Linked DNA regions of Homo sapiens: region 1 is linked to region 2. Evidence: chromatin loops called from intact Hi-C (ENCODE). Cell type or tissue: endothelial cell of umbilical vein. All regions are shown on one strand. Each heading gives the region's core, and the rest is flanking DNA. Links, peaks and the distances in the headings are about the cores only.

Region 1 (10,090 bases), core at 2,577-7,576, 110 kb before region 2:
CTACAATTGATTATTGTTTATTGATCTTATATCCTGCAAACTTGCTATATTAGATTCTTATGACTGCTATAACAAATTAACACAAACTTGGTAGCTTAAAACAATACAAATTTATTATATTACAATTCTGGCAGTCAGAGTTCCAAAATTAGTCTCAGTGGCCTAAAATCAAGGTGTCATCAGGACTGTGCTCCTTCTGGAGTCTTTGGGGGAGAATCTCCTTTTTTTTCTAGCTTCCAGAGGCTATTCATATTGTTTGACTCATGGTTCCAGTTTCCATCTTAAAGCCAGCAGAATAACATCTTCCAATGTTTCTCTCTTTCTGACTCTGCCCCTTTTGCTTTCCTTTTATGATTGCATTAGGCCCACCAGGATAATCCAGAATAATATTCTTATCTCAAGTTCCTTAACTTAATCACACCTGCCAAGCCCCTCTTGCCATGGAAGGTAACATATTCACAGGCTCTGAAGATTAGAATATGAACATCTTTAGAAGACTGTTATTCTGACTACAGCACTTATCAAAGACACTAGTTTCAGACTTTTAAACAAGATTCAGTCAGATTTTCTATGTAGATTATAATAATGTCTGCAAATAAAGGGTTTTTATTTTTCTTTTTCAATCTACATGCTTGCCTGCCTGCCTGCCTGCCTGCCTGCCTGCCTTCCTTCCTTCCTTCCTTCCTTCCTTCCTTCCTTCCTTCCTTCCTTCCTTCCTTCCTTCCTTCCTTCCTTCCTTCTTCTTCCCTTATTTTTCTTCTGGCTTTATTGCAGTGGTTAGAATCTCTAGTACAATGTTAAATAGACGTGATGAAAGTGAACTCCTTATCTTGTTCCAGATCTTCAAGCAAGGTCATTCATTCCTTTATCATAATGTATTATGATTTCTTATAAGTTACTTTTATCTGGTTGTGGAAGTTCTCTTCTATTCCTAGTTTGTGCAGAGGTTTCATAAGTAATGGATTTTGAATACTGCCGAATGCTTCTGCTGAGGTCATCATATGGGTCTTTTTAGATTTGTTAATATGATGTACTACATTGATTAATTTTCAAACATTAACACAAACTTGCATTCCTGGGATAAATCTACTTGAACATGATGTAGTATCCTTTTTACATGTTGCTGGCTTTTAATTTGCTAAAAATATTTTAAGATTCTTTTTAAAATTATGTACTTGAAGATATTGGTCTTTAGTTTTCGTTTCTTGTAATGTCTTTATTTGCTTTTATTATTAAGATAATGTTGGTCTCATAAATTGAGATGGAAAGTATTTCTTTCTCTTCAGTTATAAATGTAGACATGCAAAAACTCCAACAACATAATAGCAAACCAAATCCAGCAACATTTAAAAAGAATTATAAAGCATGACCATGTGGGATTTATCCCAGGAATACAAGGTTGGTTTAATATCTGGAAATAATGTAATATATAATATTAATTGGTTGCTAGAATCACATGATCATCTCAATAGATGCAGAAAATATTCAGCCCCCTTTCTTGGTAAGAACACTTAATAAACTGGGAATAGAAGGGATGATCTGTTAGTGCTGATGTCTTTCACCTTTTGTATGTCTGAAAAAAGCTTCATTTTTCATATCATATCATACCATATCATGTGATTTTCATATCACTTCCTTTTTGAGTGACATTTTTCCTGGGTGTGGAATATTAGGTTGACATGTTGTTTTCAATACTTTAAAAATATTGCTTCACTATCTTCTCACTTGCGTTATTTCCAACAAAAATCTTATGCCCTTATCTTTATTCCTCTGCTACATATTTCTTTTCTGTCTCCTCTAGGTTTTCTTATTATCTCTGTTTTTCATAATTTGTTTGTGATGTGCCTTGGTGTAATTTTCTTCATGTTTCTTGTGATCCCTGTTTGCTGAGCTTTTTGGATTGGTGGGTGATACGGTTTGGATGTTTTATCCCCTCCAAATCTCATGTTGGAATGTGACTTCCAATATTAGAGGTGGGCTCAGTGGGAGGTGTTTGTGTCATGGGGAACAATCCCTCACAAATGGTTTGATGCTGTGTTCACAGTATTAAGTTAGTTCTCACTTTATGAGTTCATGCAAGATCTGGTTGTTTAAAAGAACCTGGACCCTCTTCCCTCTCTCTTGCTCCTTCTCTCTTCATGTGACACACTGGCTCCCTGTTTGCCTTCCACCATGATTGTAAGCTTCCTGAGGCCTTACCAGAGGCACATGCTGGCACCACCATGCTTCCTGTATAGCCTGCAGACCCATGAGCCAAAATAATCCTCTTTTCTTTATAAATTACCCAGTCTCGGGTATTACTTTTAGCAATGCAAAATGGGCTAACACAGTGGGTTTATATTTTTCATCAAATTTGGAAAAAAAGGACATCATTTTGTTACATAATTTTTCTGTTTGCCTCTCATTTTCAGAGACTCTAATTATATGTATATTAGAGCACTTGCAGTTTTCTACAGCTCAGTGATGCTCTGCTATTTTTTTTAACTTCTCTTTTCTCTCAGCTTCCCATCTTGGATAGTTTATTTTGCTATATCTTCAAGCTCACTTTTCTTTTTTTCTGAAATATCTAATTTGTTAGTTAATCTCATCTAGTGCATTTTTATCTCATTTTTTTAAGTTTTCATCTGCAGAAGTTTGATTTGTGTCTTTTTATATCTGTCACATTTCTACTTAACTTTTTACCATATGGAACACAATTATAATTATTCTTTTAATGTCCATGTTTGCTAATTCTGATATCTGTATCACTTCTGGGTTGGTTTCAACTGATTAATTTTTCTTTCTGTTGTTTGGATTTTTCTAGTTCATTGCATGCCTGCAATATTTGTTTGGAGCCAGACATTTTGATTTTACCTTGTCAGGTGCTAGATTTTACCTTGTCAAGTGCTATATTTTTGAATTCCTATAAACATTATCAATCTTCATTCTGGAATGCAGTTAAGTTAATTAGAAACAGTCTGGTCCTTTTGATTTATTAGGTGGGAGTGGGACATTGCTCAGTCTAGGGTTCATAATTCCTCACTTTTGAAGCAAGAATACTGTGTACTCTATCCATTGTCAGGTGAATTACGAATTTGTCTAGTCTGGCTGGTGGCAGCAGGTACTGTTCCAGATTGTGTGAGTGCTATGTCCTTCACTCTCATCCTTTTAGATAATTCTTACCCCAGCCTCCAATAGTTTCCTCATATGCATGTGCTGATCAGTATTCTGTTGAATACTTGAGGGGGGCACTCCACAGACATCTGGAATTATTTCTATGTGTATCTTTCTACTCTCCAATATTCTGCACTACAAGCTCTGGCTGTCTTTGTTTTCCCAAAATCCAAGCTGGAAGTCTTCAATTCAGGGATACTGTAAGGCTTTGCCTGGGTTTTCCCTCCTTGCATCACATCTTAGAAGATTTTCTAGGCAATAAGCTGGGAAAATCATAGTACTCACCAACTGTTTCTCTTTTCTCCAGGATCACTGTTCTTTGTTACGTGATGCACAGAGTCCTGAAAAGTATTGTTTCACACATTTTGTTCTTTCAGGCAGGAGAATAAATCTAATCCTTATTACTTTAACTTGGCAAGAAGTGGAAGTCCCAATGTTATTTAATTTTAATCAATCTACATTTATGTAGCCACATAGCATAGTGCACTTCTAGAGGATTCAGAAGTTCAGTGAGACCGAAGTGTAGAAAGCAAGAAACATGTCGTCAGATGAAGCTGGTCTAATCAGGCTCTCTGTTTGTATTGGATTCTAGTTATATGCCACCCCAGTTTTGCTCAGCCCTGCCCACTTTCCAGACACAAAGTCATTTTCTCAATGAAAAGCCCCATATGCCACTGCTATTGCCTTATTACCTAGCACTGTCAGTAATTTTAGTCACTTTCTACTTCAAGGTGAGGGTTAGGCTCCATTGTATCCTCCACTGAGTCTACCGTGGTAGAAGTTGCAAGTGTTGTGCTACCCAGGCCTGATCCTACTGCATCCAATAGAAGCCCTGGTCCCTCCTATCACTTCTAGACTCAGATGAAGTGCCTTAGGCACCATGGGGTCTCACTTCCATAATGGATACCTGAAGGGTGGATAGCATAACCTGAATGTACAGGTAGGTTAGTAGCTTCTGAGTTGAATTTTCATCAATAAGCAACAAGAGATAGAATCGACTATTCTGCAGCAAGGTGGTTCCATTCCAACTGTCCACAGATGCCTAATGCCCCTGAGCAACAGGCTGAGTTTCTTTGGAAATTCTGGACAGCTGCATAGTCTGCCACCTGATATTTGCTTTCCTACCTTTCTTACCTGACTTATCTTTTTCACATCACTCTTGCTGTCTCAAGACTGAATCGCTAAATAAAGCCTTAGGATGTAAACTTCATATTTGGCTATGCTTTTTAAGCAACTCTGAGTACGACTGTTTTGTAGGTCATGGTCCAAATTTAAGACTTCAGGACCTTGGAAAACCCTTGGAGTATATGAGGTAGGAGAGTGAAAATGCACACTGACTGCTGAATGGAGAATAGGTTTGAGGGGATTAGAGTAGAGGCAGTAAGGCCAATTAGGGGCTATTGCTGTAGTTTAGGCCACAGTTGATGTTGGCTTGGACTAGGGCAGTGACAGTGAAGTAGTAGAGTAAGCAGATATATTGTAGAGAGATTTAGAAGGTAGGCTAAAAAGTAACTCATGATGGAATAGGTGAGAGGTAGAATGATGATTGAGGAGTCATAAAGGAATCTTAAGTTACTGGCTTTAATAATTGGGTAAATGTTGTCATTTTCAGATACCAGGGAAATTGTGGAGCATAAGATTTGGAAGATGAATTTGAATTTGAATATGTTGAATTTAAAGATACTATGGGCCATCCAATAGGATGGATTTAATTCTGCTTTCATGGGAATGAGCATGCATTCCATGACCTCATTGCCCTCTCTGTGACTCACCCATTGGCAATCTCTCTGCTGTTGTTGGGGAAGGGACGCAAGTCTTTTGGTATTTTGTTTTATCTCAGTAACAAAGGAGAGGTCAGGTCTCTGGTAGGGAAAATGTGTTGTTTTATGTTTCACTTTGCTTTCTGTTCTTGAATTCACCTAGATGCCCATAGACAATGAAAGATACAGCAGTTCTTCAGAGAACAAGGGATATCTGAACTTACAGCAGGAAGTTGAGTTCTAGCTATGGTTGCTGTGGTCCCCCTTAATGAAGTGATCTCAGCTGTGCCACCTTTTTGCTCCCACCACAGGGTCTCTGAGAGGCAATGAACTGCCCAGAAGCCCACCCAGGGCTTCTCTACCTCATTTAGTTGGGTCTTCTGCTTAGCAATGTTCTCCCTCTCCTGATGGGGAGGGTAAATAGCTAAAACTATTCATCATTTAGGGCAAATAGCTAGAACTATTCATCAGGCCTCTGTCGGGTGTTTCGAGGATTTAGGTTCAATGCTGAGGACAAGTCTCATTGCAGACATAAAGCTTGGGGCTTTGGGGCCCTCACAGCAGGCAGCTATGATGCAGGTCTAAGTTATTACTCTGGTTGAGTCATTAAAGATTTTGAAATTGAAGCTATTTGTACCCCTGCCAAGCACAGCTCTCTGGTCTGGAAGGATCTTATCTATGTCCTGAACAAGTGAGTAATTCTCTGCCCACACTGTGCTTCATCTGTAGGCAGGGTCCAACTACCTGTGTAAATAGCCTGATGGGGCAGAGATTTGGCAAGCCATCCTGCATATTTATGTGGCCCCCAGGCCTCCACCTGCATACTTGTTAGTCTAATATCCCACGAGCTGGTCCTAAATTGAATTAACCTAGCATAAAAGGATATTACTCCAGGCTGGGTCGTGGTTCTTGTCTGGAGAATTTTGGTGATCTTCAATGTCCGAGATATCTGCAGTCTGTATTCATTGTTCTCCTAGGCATGGGCACACTGCCATAGGTCACACTTGATCTTTGCCCTATTGATGCTCACAGTTTGGAGGTGCAAGTAGATCTGTGGCCAGTTAATAATTCTATAAGGAAATTAGTAATAAGTTTTCTGAGCTACAAATTACTACAGCAGCCAAATAACCAACAGGATTGCAACCCAACAAAGTATCCTGGAGGAAGCAGCATTTGAGCTGAGTCTTTTAAGATGCAATTCTTCAGACATGTAGAGATTAGATGCAAGGCATTCCACTTTGAGAGAACTGTGTAAGCAAGAGAAAGAAGTGATACAGTACAAAATCTGCTCAGGGCACGGGAAGAACTCTAAGGTGTTTGAGGGTGAAGAGGTAGGAAGGGAGGAGATGCAACAGCTAAGGACAACATACCAAGGACCGTGCAGCCACACAATCAACTGTTATTTAGTATGTGCCCCAGAGCAAAGGAAGGTGTCTGAGTTGCATGGAGGTGGGTAGGGACAGGATAGTCACAAATATCTGTGTTTTGGAAGTCAGTCTAGAGAACAGAATGTGTGGAGGTAAAATAGAGAGTTCCATTTGAAGATGATAGCATGATTTCAGTGAGAGTTGAGGGAGGCTAAAGCACTGGAACTGGGGTTGGAGAAGAGACAGAATGGATAGAATTTGTCCTCAAACTACAAAGAGGGAGAGGAAGGATAAAGGCAGTTCCCAGGATGCCTTCAGGAATCTTCCAGGAAGATGAGAGCACCACCCTTAAAATGGGGAATTCTGGAGGAGCAGTAGAGTAAGGAGGGCTGATTTGGTCAGGTTTGGCCACAGTGAAGTGCAACATGTATGTTGAGCAGCCAGGTGCATTGCAGGCAATTGATAATGTGGGCCTTTCCACTCGAAAAGGGGCCCATGTGAAATCTTGAGATTCTTTAGAATCTGACCAGCTGTATTGCACCACCAGTGCAGAGCCCAGATGGGGATATGGTTGCTTTTTACCCAGTGGGCAGAATTAGTGCATTACCGCAGATACAGCTACACCTAGTTCCAAAAGACTTGTCAGATGTCAAACCTCATGAGACTCTCAGCCTGAACTTAGTCTTGATTCTGGTTCTGCTAGGGTGTAACTTCAGTTAAACAGCCTGAAGAGCAAAAGAGCAACAATTCTGTCTGTATTCTTATTGGCAAAACACCCCAAACTAATAGCATGATTTTAGCAGCTTTGAGAGGCCTTTGGGGGCAATTACTAGGACACATAATGGAAAGATCAAACACCTGTTGCTGGGATTAAATGCTTTCCCTTAGCCCTGTGTAGAGCTGTTGATGGGTTGATGGGGACCCAACAAGGGGAAGCTTTCTGTAGAAGAGCTGGAGGCCAGCACATCTGAGCCTTCTTGAAGTAGGAATGCAGGGTGGCAGGTGTGGCAAAAAAGATAAGGAAGTCCCTAACTCCTGGCATCCCAGCATCCTATATGCAGAATGGGAAGGCCCTCAGATTCCACCTCATCTGCCTCCCCATTGTTCTAGTAATGACGCTAAGGCTTGGATATGGAGCAAAGATTGGTCAGAAGCCAAACATCCAGTCAGGGATGAAATCAGGTTGGGCTCCAGTTTAGATTCCTGGCTTGATGTTTGTGATGGTTAGTTTTGTGTGTCAACTTGACTGGGCCACAAAATGCCCAAATATTGGGTTAAACTTTTTTTTTTCTGGGCGTGTGTGTGAGGGTGTTTCTGAAAGAGATTAACATTTAAAGTAGTGCATTAAGTAAAGCAGATGGCCATCCCCAATGAGGGTCGGCATGATCTAATCTATTTATGGTCCAAATAGAGCCAAAAGGCAGAGGAAGGTTTAATTTGCTCTCTGCCTGACTGCTTGAGTGGGGATATTCATTTCTCCTGCCCTCAGTGCTCCTGATTCTCAGGTCTTCAGATCCAGGCTGGAATTCACACCATCGGCTTTCCAGATATCAGGCTTTTGAGCCAAACCACCAGCGTTCCTGAGTCTATAGCTTGCAGACAGATCGTGGGACTTCTCAGCTTCTATAATGGTGTAAGCCAATACTTCATGATAAATCTCTCTCTCTCTCATTCCTCTCTTCTATCTCTCCTCTTTCTCTGTCTCCTCTCTTCTCTTTCTCTCTCTCTCTCCATATATATGTGTGTGTGCGTGTGTGTGTGTGTGTGCGTGTGCATGCATCTGGGTTGAATCTTCCACTATACCCAATCTGTTGGGACTGGTTCAGAACTAACAGCCATGGGCCCACAAGCTTAATTTCAAGATGTCAGGCTTTCACATCACTGGCCCTGGGCCTATAGAGAGTGGAGACAGGGGAAGAAGCCTATGTAGTATTTTGTTGAGAACGATTCTACAAGGAATTCGGGCTGCTGGGCCTCAGCAGATGGGACTTTTTTTTCCCCAAGAGACTGCTCAGAGCCACCTCTTCCCCATGGGTGAGACATTACCAGCACAGAGGTTTGCATGCAGTCCAGTGTTCTACTTTATTAACCACCAGTGACACTCAACAGAAAACCTATTTTAAACCAGTTTTCTCTATGCTTTCCAGCCTCTGAAATCATCATCTACACTTTTTTTCTTTGCTCTAGTTCTTTTTGTCACAGAAACTTTCACTGTAAGGTGCTCTTTCCCCAAAGTGGGGAGCCTGGCAGGAAGGCTTCTTTCAGTCTGCAGGGTGTAATTACAGTGAGAGGAGCAGTGCCATAGGCACCTCTGTCTCCCATTTGCAGACAGATGGATGCTGTTCTCCCCCTTCCTTTTGGTCCCCTCTAGTTAATCCAGACCTCAGGATTTGTGTTACTTTTCAGGAATCCTCCCACAAGCACTAGCACAGAGCTAAATGCTCAGAAGAAACTGAAACATGAACCCTCCATACATGCCCAAAAGGGAAGCTGGAGAGCTAGGGTAGCATTAGTGAGAAAAGGAAGGGGACACCTGTAACTTTGGCAAGGCCTTGCTGAGTACCTTTAGTAAGTCCTTCTCATTCATTTTAGGGGAGCAGAGAAATGTGGGGAGGTGGCCAGTGGATAGAAACCTTTGGGAGAGACTAAGGCTGGTTCAACGCCAGGGCACTGGCTCAGATGGTCAGTGACCGGCAGCAAGCACAGTCAAAGGAACAACCCAAATAACTTACTTCCAATGTGCCTGGTCTGCACTTCTAAAATTTTCCAGTGAAGATGGGACCACAGAGATGGCATCTAAGATGGCTGGCCCAGAGTAGGCTCTGTGGAAATGATAGGAGAATTAATGATTCCAGATGGATAGGACATGGAGTATGGATGATCATTTTCATTTAATTTTCTCTAATTTGCTTTTCCAGGTATTTCTACTGCATTTCATTTTCTGTATTAATTTTTTTATGGAATCCCGGTTTATGAGCATTTAACAATGTCCAGGGCATAATAAGCATCAAATTATCAGCTGATATTATTATTAATCAGCATTTCAAGTCTTGTTAATACCCTGCAGGTGTCTTCAGTCTCCAAATAGGTCTTCTTTGTGGAAGGAGGAGTTAAATGAAGACCTGGTGCTCCAGGCTGCTAAGCCTCTGGGGTGGCCTCAGTCCTATCAGTACCCAGATCCTAGCAGCACCTTGCTTGCCCAAGAACAGCAGCCCAATCCTTAGTAGGCCTACAGAGGTTGGAGGAGAAGAAACAGGGAGCTCAGTACTCAGTGGCAGCAGGGACATAGCACAAGCGCACTGCCCTGCCAAGTGCAAAACTCATCCTGGCTGCAGGCACTCTCTGGCACTCAGCCCACAACCTGGGCAAGGACGAGAAATCATGTCTTCAGAGGGGCAGTAACTTGTCCAGGGTGCCACAGCAAGAGATGGCAGAGCAGAAGTAAAAGCCAAGGCTGCAGCCTTGACCATGTCTGGTGACCTCTGCTTCCTAGCTTCACATTCTTGGGAGTCATATTTAAGACTTTTCTGGGAAAGGATGATAATCTTTTCCCCATCCTCTCTCACTCCTAGGCAAATAAAAGAACTTGCAAAAGCGAAGATCATCAGAAAAAAAGCATAAAAGTGTCTCTTTCTACTGATAGCATCTCTCCCAGCCTGCTCAGCCATTCACGTGACTTAGCAGGGCTCAGGTTTGAGCATGTCCTATTCACCTCTCACTGAGAAGCACAGAGCAGAGAGAGGGCTTTTCACCTCAGCTGCCTGCCTCCGCTTCTGCCCTCTACAATCTAATCTCCACACAGCTGCTAAA
Region 2 (10,090 bases), core at 2,539-7,538:
AAGGAGAGGAGAGGACACAAACAGACTCATTCATTCATTCAACTAATATATGTTACTATGTGCCAGGTACTAGCCTAGGTGCTAAAGATCATAGTGATGAGAAAAGCAAATTGAAAGCCTTGTTCTTGTGAGGCATACATCCCAGAGAAATGAGACAGACCTCAAATAATAAATATAAGGAACAGACAAGTTACTTATATTTATACAGCACATTAGAAGGTAATAAATGGTTTGGAGAAAAATAAGCAGAATCTGATAAGTAGGATTCGGAGTGCTATGGGGGGATAATTTTAAATAGGGTGCTCAGGCAGAGCATCACTGAGAAGGTGATGTTTGGGGAAAGAGTGTTCTAGTAAGAATCAAGAAAAAGTGAAAATTATTAACATGTTCCAGGCCCAACAAGAAAGTCAGTGTGGCTGGAATAGAGTGAAGAAAGAGGAAGTAGCAGGAGATGAGGTTAGAGAGAAAACAAGATTGAGCTGGAAAATCATGGAGTGTCATGTAGCCATTGGAAGAAGTTAACTTTTCTTCTGATTGAAAGTGGGAGTCACTGGGAGAGTTATGAGAAGAGGAGTGACACAATTTGAATTACTTTTTTAAAGGACCACTTCCCTTAGAATAAATTGATGATGGTGAAGATAAAAACAGAGGGGCTAATTAAGGGGCAACTGCAGCAATTGCAAAAGAGATGATGGTCACAGTGGAGATAGTGAGAGGTATTCAGACTTTGGCTCTATTTTGAAAATGGAGTCAATAAGATTTCCTGCCAAATTATATGAAGTGTGAAAGAAAGAGAGACGTCAAGGATGGCTCCAGAATGGTAGAACTACCAACAGCTGAAATGGGGAAGGCTATGGATAGAACAGGTTTTTGTTTGTTTGCTTGTTTGTTTGTTTGTTTGTTTTTTCTGCTGTTTTGTTTTGTGGGAGTTTGGTTTTCCTGGAGTTTTGGTTGGTTTTGTTGGAAGATAGGTCAGAAGTTCAGTTTTCCACATGGTGATTTGAGGTGTCTATTAGACTTCCAAATTCAGGTGTGATCTTGAGTCTGAAATGTGGGTGGGAGAAAAGTGTAGCCTGGATATATACATTTGGGAATCATCAGTATAGAGATGGCACTTAAGGCCATGAAACTGAATGAGATGAACATGAGAGTGCATGTAGCTGGAGAAGGGGAGTGAGACAACGACTGAGCCCTGAGGTGAAGAGGATGGGAAGAAGAGAAGGAGCCAGGGAACAAGACTGAGAAATGTGACCAGTGAGGTAGGAAGAGGAAAACATCTCTTGATGTTTCACTCAGGAGAGTGAAACATCCTGCAAGTCAAGGAGAGAGAGATCAACTGTCAAATGATGCCGGCAGGTCCAGGGGAGTAAGACTAAGAATTGACCACTGGGGCTAGCAACATATAAGTCATTAGTGCCCTTGAGAAGAAAAATTTCTATGGTGTGTGCGTGTGTGTGTGCGTGTTGGGAAGGGTGGGTAGGAGAGGTAAAAGACTGCTCAAGTGGGTTCACAAAAGACTAGGAATTAGAGATAATGAGCTTAGAAACCTCCTTGGAAGAGTTTTGTTGCAGAAGGCAGCAGCAAAATAGGGCAGTTGTTGAAGAAGGAAGGAGACTCTAGAGAAGGTTACATGGGGAAAATAACAGCATGTGTGTATGCCAAGGGGAATGCCTAAGTGCAGAGTCAACCCTTTATACTACCAGGGAGGGAAGAGGAGTGCCGTGGTGTCACTGAGTCAGCAAGAAGGGATGAGATGTAACCCTTTGGAAGCAGAATTAGAGGAGGTGACTACCCTACCTCCAGACTCTGAGAAACATGGAGTGTGGAGAATGAATCTCTTCACTTGCCTCCCAGAACTGGTACCTAATCACAATGTATTGATTGGGTTAAGGACTGAGTGAGTAGTCGAGAGGCCTGCAGGGGAAGCTACATTCTCCAGGCAGGGAGGAACTGTAGTTGGATTTGGACAAAGAGGTAGAAGTAGTATTCAGAGATGAGATGGGAGTAGAGGAGGCATTTTTCTCCTAGAGCAAGGTGCTGGTGGGCCAGTGGGAGGTTTTGAAGATGTGGAGGGGGCACAGGAGTGCTCAGAGGTTCCGTGGAAGTTGAAGAAATGCAGAGTAGTACCACAGAGCACAGTGGAGGGCTGAGGTGGGTCTTGCTGAGGTTTGAGGGAGATGATTAACTGCACCCTCTCCCTTCTCTTGGAAATTCAGAGTAATTAACACAAAAGACATTGGAGTCAGAGAGATATAGAAATGTGGTTACTTCACCCACATCCCCTATAGTTCTCACCTTCGTAAAGCCCTTCCCCCAATGTACAACCCTGCCTCCTTTGTGTATTCTCATTCTTTGTAGGAGGGTAACACTTCCAGCTCCTCCCTCCTCTCTCACAGGCGCTGTTCTGGGTGTTGAGGATGCAGTGACAGGGCAGATTAAGTCTTTGCCTTCATGAAGTTTACATGTTTATGCAGGGAAACGGGCAATCAGCAGACAAGGAAATAAATCTGATAATTTCCAGTATGAAATGCCATGAAGAATGACTACAGGATAATGACTGGGGGGGACTCTCAGTCTGCCCAGGGTGCAGGGAACATCTTGGTCTCCTCTTGGGCTCTCTGGGAAGCTTGGAACCACAGGGTAATCAGCTCTGAAGGCCCTTTTGCCATTTCTAATTCCAATGTGGAATAAAGGGAGCGGGAGGAAGGCAAAATGACAAGGCTATTAATATACGAAAGGCTGCCAAGCCATTATCGTTTATTTCAAGTGGTGGTAAAAGCAGATGACTCATCCTTCAGAGCTGCAGGACTTTGCACCAAACAGTCTGGATAGTTTATTGGCTTGCCTGTTTTTCTGAGCTTGAAGTCAGGGTGACAGGGCTTCTGAGCTTGAATAATCCTGAGAAGCCATATTTCCTTACCCCAACCCTAAGAAAGACTTTCCCAGAAGGTCTCAAGGGAACAAATAGATGTTTCAGCAATGGTTTGGAGCCAGGAAGCTTCCTGGTGAAGATGAAGCCAAGCAGCTACACTGAAGAGTCTTTTTTTTTTTTTTTTTTTTTTTTTTTTGAGACAGAGTCTTGCTCTGTCGCCCAGGCTGGAGTGCAGTGGCATGATCTTGGCTCACTGCAACCTCCACCTCCCAGGTTCAAGCAATTCTCCTGCCTCAGCCTCTCAAGTAGCTGGGACTACAGGCACGTGCCACCACGCCTGGCTATTTTTTTGTATTTTTAGTAGAGACGGGGTTTCACTGTGTAGCCAGGATGGTCTCGATCTCCTGACCTCATGGTCTGCCAGCCTCGGCCCCCAAAGTGCTGGGATTACAGGCGTGAGCCAACGCGCCTGGCCAAGAGTCTTTGTGTTTTTCTTACCCTCCCTTACCAGCCATGCTTGCTTGCCCTGCTGTAGGTTAGGGAGGAAAAGAGGGAATCTCTTTCTGACATTTCCAGTAGTATCACCTTTTCCCTGGCAATCTGGTGAAATGTAGCCTATTAATGAAAGACATTTCTCCTCCCAAAGCTGTGGAAAACCAATTGTTGAGTTCATAATGCTTGCCAATCAGTTAGAACAATTGGGAATGTTGAGATTGGTCAAGTGCCCCAAGAGGCTCCTTGGATGGAAGAGCTGCCATCAAATTTATGGTGTGTAGCAGCCTGTCTTACAAAAGGGATTTGCTCCAACAGATTGGGAAGTGAACTCATCAGGGAAGTAAGTGTAAAAAGGTCTTTGTAAAGAGCAGGTGTTCTGTCTTTCCTGATGCATCATCAGTGATATCACTGGTTGGGCCTCAGTTCCAGCATTTTTATTGCTGGTGCTCTTGTATGACATAGAAAGGGCTCAGTGGTGAGCTAGATCACTTTGATACTGCCTGTTTCTATGGGCAACTTTGACAGGAACAACAACAGAGAATATTTTTCTCCCTCTAAAAGGGCTGTAAGAGAAATCAGGATTGGAAAGAGACTATAAAAGACTTGATGACATCAGCCTTAACTTTTTCCTGGAATAGAAGTCTTCCTCACAAGTAGGGCATTCAAACTCAGTTTGAGCCAGAGATGAGGAGCTCACTACCTCCACAGGGCAGCATGTGTCACTTTTCAATAAGCTCCACAGCAAAATAGTCGTTTGACATGGTAAGTGAAGAATTTTCTGAGAGAAGGTAGAGGAGTCAATCAGATCATCCCTTACTTTTCAAGTCCAAGTTGGCCAGGACAAAACAGTTAAACTTGAGATTAGAGAGCCTGTCCCTACTACTCTTGTGCTATGTGCACTCAGGCAGGCATAGTTTGAGCCCCCCCACACACACATAGAGGCATCCACTCTGTGACATTCATTATTTATTTTCACAAGAAAAATAACTAATTGACACATTGTCCTAATAGTTCTGATGTGATATAGACCAAAGATTAGCCAAGTATATAGAGACATCATACTTATCTCAATGTCCCAAAATCAATGCTAAAGCTCCTGCCATTTCTTCATAGACAAGCTTTTGGAACTTCACTCAGAGTCTGTTTACACTTAGTTTACAAACAGATCTACCTGTCTTGCAGAAACCTGGTTTTCCAGTCCACAGCAGCTTAACAGCAAAACTAGAAGAGAACAGGGCTTATTCACCTGATAATCCAGACTAGAAATAGTTATTAGTATTGTTATATTTTATGCAATTAACCATCGAATTTTCAGTATGTTCTTGGCAAAATCATTTTTCTTTTTCTGAACCTCAGTTTCTGTTTTTGTTTGTTTGGTGTGAGAAACTCCCTTGCATACTTAGGCTGTGTTATTGCTTAAGTCACCTATTGTGTTAGATAATTTACAGTACTTTTAGCTGCAAATAATGGAAACCCTTACTCAGACTGACTCAGACAACAAAAACATTTGTAACAGGAAGTCCATTCGTGTGTGGGCTGCTGGGTTGCTTAATTCAGCAGCTTGACATGTTATCGAAGACCATCTCACAGACATCACAATGGAGTTGGCTCTTTTCTTTAGTGGCAGAACTTGAACTAGAACAAGAACTAAATCTAACATCATATGACAGCTAACACGGTTCTGTTAGCTGCCTGTGCTGCCTTAGAACTGTGGGTATTCCCAAGTCAGCAGTTGCTTTCTGTATGAGGCTGTGTTTGGGGAAAAAAAAAAAAATCACTGGAAGCAGAAGAAAGCTGTCTCAGGGCACTCTTGATGTCAAATAGGCTTCCCTAACTCTAGGAAGAATCCGATTCCATGATATGGCTCCTTGTATATCAGAATGGAAAAAAGCCAAAGACGTTGGCCAGGACTTGGTCTGTTCAGGATGTTTCTCATCGGGAGAGGTGAGAACAGTGGATACTTTAAGGGATAGAGTGAGAAGTGAAACTGGCATACGTTTTCTCCTTTAGGTGTACAAGGGGGCTTTCAAGGATTTAAGGAAAGCAGTTTAGTCAGATTTGTGTTTTGTAAGGTTAACCTGGCTGTGATGGCAAGTCTGGATTTGAGGAAATGGGTGTGTGACCAGAAGTAGCTAGGTCTCTTAAGACTGTGTTGCAACATTCTGGGACAGAAATATTGAGAATTTGACTGAGGTCAGGGCAGAGGGGAAGGAGAAAAAGGGCCGAAAGTCTGTCAGATATTCATTCCAACCTGGTAGTTGTTGGCAGATTGTATGTAAGCTGGGAAAGGAAGGTTCCACTGACGGAGTCCATTAGGTTTCAGGTTCCATACCCCGACACTCTGATTGTCTCTGATGCCCTTCGCTGAAATGGGCTGCACAGAGAAGACAGGAAGCCATGTACTAGAAGATGGGGGTTTTGAAAATTTGGGATATGTTGACTCTGAGTCCAAGTGGAAGTTTCCAGGAGGCGGTTGAATATATCAGGCTGGAGCGTAGGACAGATATTTAGGTTATAGATTGACTTGTTAATATTAGGAATAGTATTGTACAGAACTATGTGATTTACAGAGCAGCTCTATCTTCATGATTTTATTTAGCTCTCACCCAAACTCTGTGAGGTAGACATTATCTTTCCCGCTTCCCAGCTGAAATAACTGTGTCTCAGAGAAAGTAGATGACTTGCCTAAGATTACACAGTCAGAAAGGAACAGAGCTGGGGCTAGAATGCAGGTCCCTCAATGCTGAGTGCCACATGCTTCCCCTTGTTCTTCAGATAGCAATGTCAGCCGCAGCAAGATCATGATAGAAGCTGTGGCAATTGCTGAGGTCCCTGGGAAAGCTTATGAAGAGCCAGAAGAGAGCTGGGCAGAGGATGGAGTCCTAGAGCTTTCGTGAAAGTAGACGTAAGCTGCCTGCAGCTGGGCCTGCAGAATTCTGATTGATGGGACAAAGTTATTATTCCACTTGCCTTTGGACCTTGCCTAGTCTCTTGACCCTGGGGATGCTGCAACTTTGCCTTTCCCAGCTCTCCTCCCACACCTACCCCAGCCTTCTCCTCCCTTTGCTCCTGCTGGAGTCACTGGGTTCTGGCTTGCAGTTTGGATCACGGTTCTGTACATTGTGCCTTGTAGTTCTGAACCTTGGCCATGTCCCTAGATTGTTGACTCACTGGATCCACCCTGGGCCTCCCTGGTTTGGTTTTGGACTCTGTCCAGGGTCTAGGCTGCCTGCTGTGTCACAGGGATTCAGCCACGTTTCCTCATCCCCTCTCAGGCCTGTTTTCTTAACAGTAGGTCACTGAAGAATGGCTGCGATTTGCCTGATTGGCAAACAAGACCCAGTGAAAGTTCACAGGGCATCTTCAACAGAAATGAGGGCTTTGCAGACTGGAGAGCTGTTCTCTAGGTGGCCCTTGTGGAGAGGCAGTACAAAAAAGTCTATAAGGCAAACATCAGCCAAATCGGGGTGAGTTGGAGGAAAGAGGGTACCAAGGAAGACAATGCAAGCTCTGGTTTCTGCCTTCAGGGAAACGAGATGCCATTTCTTTGAGTCCTCAGCAGGAAGCAGTGAGCAGGAGAACTGCACTGAGGACAACCATACTTCTTGTATCACATTTTCCAGCCTGGGGAGTGAGGGATCTACACAAGAGTACTGAAAGGAAGTTCACCACTTTTAGCATCAATGCTCTTGAAAAGTATTATTTAAACCATATTATGAGGGAAACTCATCTCCCAGATAAGGCTTATTTTTCTACCCTAGGGAAAGGAAGCACACCAGACATATGTAACCTGTTCCTAATGACTCCTGGTTCTTATTGTAAACTTCGCTTCCTGTCCTTGGCCATGACAGCAGTTGTCTTGGTTGCCACTTAGACAAAGTCACTTTATTCCTATGGAAAATGGCCTAGATGGATGTGCTTTTTGGCGTGTCTCTCTTTTTACAGGATTTTTTTTCTCTTTCTTTGCTGTCAATCTGTCAACTGCCACTTCTTATGATCATCACTGAGCTTGCTGCTTGCATGAATCCACTTTTTCTCGCTACTTCTTATTTACTTTGAGATTGGAATTTAAATACCTACGTTTCATAGAATTTTATGTAAACTAAAGTTTGTGGGCTCTGAGTGAAATCCTGAGGGGGCCCTCTCTGAAGAAAGTGCATGTGATATGGAGCTTGGGATTCGTGGTCACGATTTCAATTGCTCTGGAGGCTTTCCCTTTTTTTCTTCCTCTCTCTCTCTCAGTTGTGTTCTCAATAAGTGTGCCTTATTCATTCTTTCAGCAAATATTTTCTGAGCACTTCCGGTATGTCAGGGATTCTTTTGAAGCTTGGGGATACAGAAGCAAGCAAAGCAGGAAGGATCCTTGACCTCCTGAGGCTTTCATTTTGTGGGAGGAAATGCTTTGAAAATAAGTCCATGACACTATATATTTGAAGGTGGAAAACGCTAGGAAGATAGATGAAGTAGAGGAGGGGGTGGTATAGTGCTGAGGGTTCAGGTCATTATTTGTATTAGGATGCCATGATTGATAAGGGAATTGGATGGAGAGAATGAGCCATGTGGATATCTGAGGGGAAAAATTCCAGAGAGAGGGAGGAGAAAGACAAGGGCCCCGAGGTGGGTGAGCGCATGCCCACTGTGTCAAAGAAATAGCAATGGGGCAAGTGTGACTAAGCAGAGTGGGCAAAGAGGAGAGTGGTAGGACATAAGGTCAGATAGGTGGCAGGAGCCGGATCCTGAAATGTCTTCAGAGCTGTTGGAAGGACACTAGTTTTCACTCTGAATGAGATGGGAGGACCATTAAAGTGCTTTTCAGAAGAGGAGTAGATTTTTGGGCTGAATTGTGGACCCTCTACAAATTCTTAAGTTGAAGTCCTCACCCCCACTACCTCTGAGTGTGACTGCATTTGGAGATAGGGTGTTTAAAGTGGTAATTAAGGTAAAATGAGGTCATTAGAGTGTGCCCTTATACAATGTGACTGGTGTCCTCATAAAGAAAAAGTGATTAGGACACAGACGCACCCAGAAGGAAGACCATGTGAAGACACAGGGAGAAGACACCATCTACAAGCCAAGGAGAGAGGCCTCAGGAGCAGTTAACCCTACCTACACCTTTGTCTGTGATGTCCAGCCTCCAGAACTATGAGACAATGTATTTCTGTTGTTTAAGCCACCCAGTCTGAGGTATTTTGTTATGGCAGCCCTAGCAGACTAATACAAGTGGCATGATCAGACTTAACTTTAAAACAGCATTCTGGCTCCAGTGTAAAGAAAGAACTATTGAGACACAAGGGCAGCCACATAAATTATCTGTGGATATGAATATTGAGGGAGCATAGTGAAAGTTGTTCAAAAGTGTGTGTTGGACTCAGAGTTGAAGGAGCTGATGAACATAGGCTGGAAGAGAACGAAAGGGAGGGTATGCCAGGGAGTGAGTGACGTACAATGGGATTGAGAACCTGTTTAAAGAAATGATGCAAAGGACAGAAAACACCTTGGTCTGACAAGGCCTAGGAATCCTCATTGGGAACACATACCATCAAACTGGCAAGATAAAGAGAGTCTTGTTCATGTGAGGCTGTGTTATGTCCTGGTAAGTGTGAAAGCAGTACGCAGGGCAACAATGGAGGTGAACTGAACTAAGAACTATATGCAGATGACTCTTAGAAAGCAGGAAAGATGGAACATAGGATAGTAAAAGAAAATGCACGTGCTTGGAGTTAGGTGACTGGAGTACTAACCTCAGGCTTGCCACTCGTGTGGGAGATAATTTGAGCCTTGATATATTTCTTTTTCCATTAGAGCCAAAAATTTACACCTTGCCTGCCTCACAGTACTGTTGGGAAGGCCAAGTATGATAAAGGCTAAATAAATTTTTTTCTAAGTTATATAAAGACCTTTAGGTATAAATGCAAGTGAAAGGTTAAGCCTAGCTTGTAGGTGTGAAGGAAGCAAGAGGAAATTGGTGTGGCCAAAGCTGCTAGCTGTGTAGCTGAATCTAGTTTCATTTTCTTCCATAAAATAAAATTGTAGCTGGGCATATAGCTATCCAGCAAGACCACATTTCCAAGAATCTCCTGCAGTTACGTACTGTCATACGACTATCTTATCAGTAATGGAATGTAAGCAGAAGTAATTATATGTCACTTTCTGGCCTGAATCTTAAGAGCACAGTATGTCTCCTCCTTGTGCTCTTCTCCCTTCCTACCAGCTGGAATCCTTTTATGGTGACCACCCATACTTAACTATGTAGATGATGCTAATGTTGTAATGGATAGCCAAGCAACAACTTGGAAGGAACATGGTTCCTAAATGACTTCAAAGGGGCTGAGCCACTTGCCAATCAGATTCCTTCACATCAGAACTCTTAAGTGAGAGATAAATATCTGCTTTGTTATCTCAGTCATCCCTTTGGTGAGTTTCTGTTACAACAGTTTGCCTTTACCCTAACTAAAATGGAAATGTATCTTCAAGTAGGGTACTATTGCAACAACATCTCAGCAGGTAGGTTGCAGGGACAACAATATTAATATTATAGGCTTGAAAGCTGGTAACTTTTCATGTCATGGCAAAGCATGAAAAGCATGATAGCATGGCAAAACTGTCAACTAAAATAACTTTGAATGCAGTATGATGCCTACTGAGACTATAACTCTAGAGAAAGTGATTGGAGTCAGTGTCTGTGTTGGCTGTTCCTTGATGCTTTTAGAAAAGCATTAAAAA

The links. Peaks named below come from ENCODE experiments on the same cell type or tissue, not always from the same donor. Only the 100,000 strongest peaks of a DNase experiment are listed, where the experiment ranks them.
Region 1: it touches region 2 in a loop (7-fold over the local background); 4 of 110 quality-filtered maps call a loop at or near these places.

Annotation. Positions count from the first base shown.
Region 1 is chrX:151,865,854-151,875,943 of GRCh38, forward strand. No RefSeq gene overlaps it. Among named protein-coding and RNA genes, the nearest start is that of MAGEA4-AS1, 40 kb to the right of the region's middle. In endothelial cell of umbilical vein, for the core only: no CTCF peak of the experiment used is centred there; DNase peaks (open chromatin) are centred at 4,928 and 5,548; H3K27ac peaks cover 1,640 bases.
Region 2 is chrX:151,979,609-151,989,698 of GRCh38, forward strand. No RefSeq gene overlaps it. Among named protein-coding and RNA genes, the nearest start is that of GABRE, 10 kb to the left of the region's middle. RefSeq lists a silencer at 6,441-6,660. In endothelial cell of umbilical vein, for the core only: no CTCF peak of the experiment used is centred there; DNase peaks (open chromatin) are centred at 2,793, 3,863, 4,903 and 6,613; H3K27ac peaks cover 4,819 bases.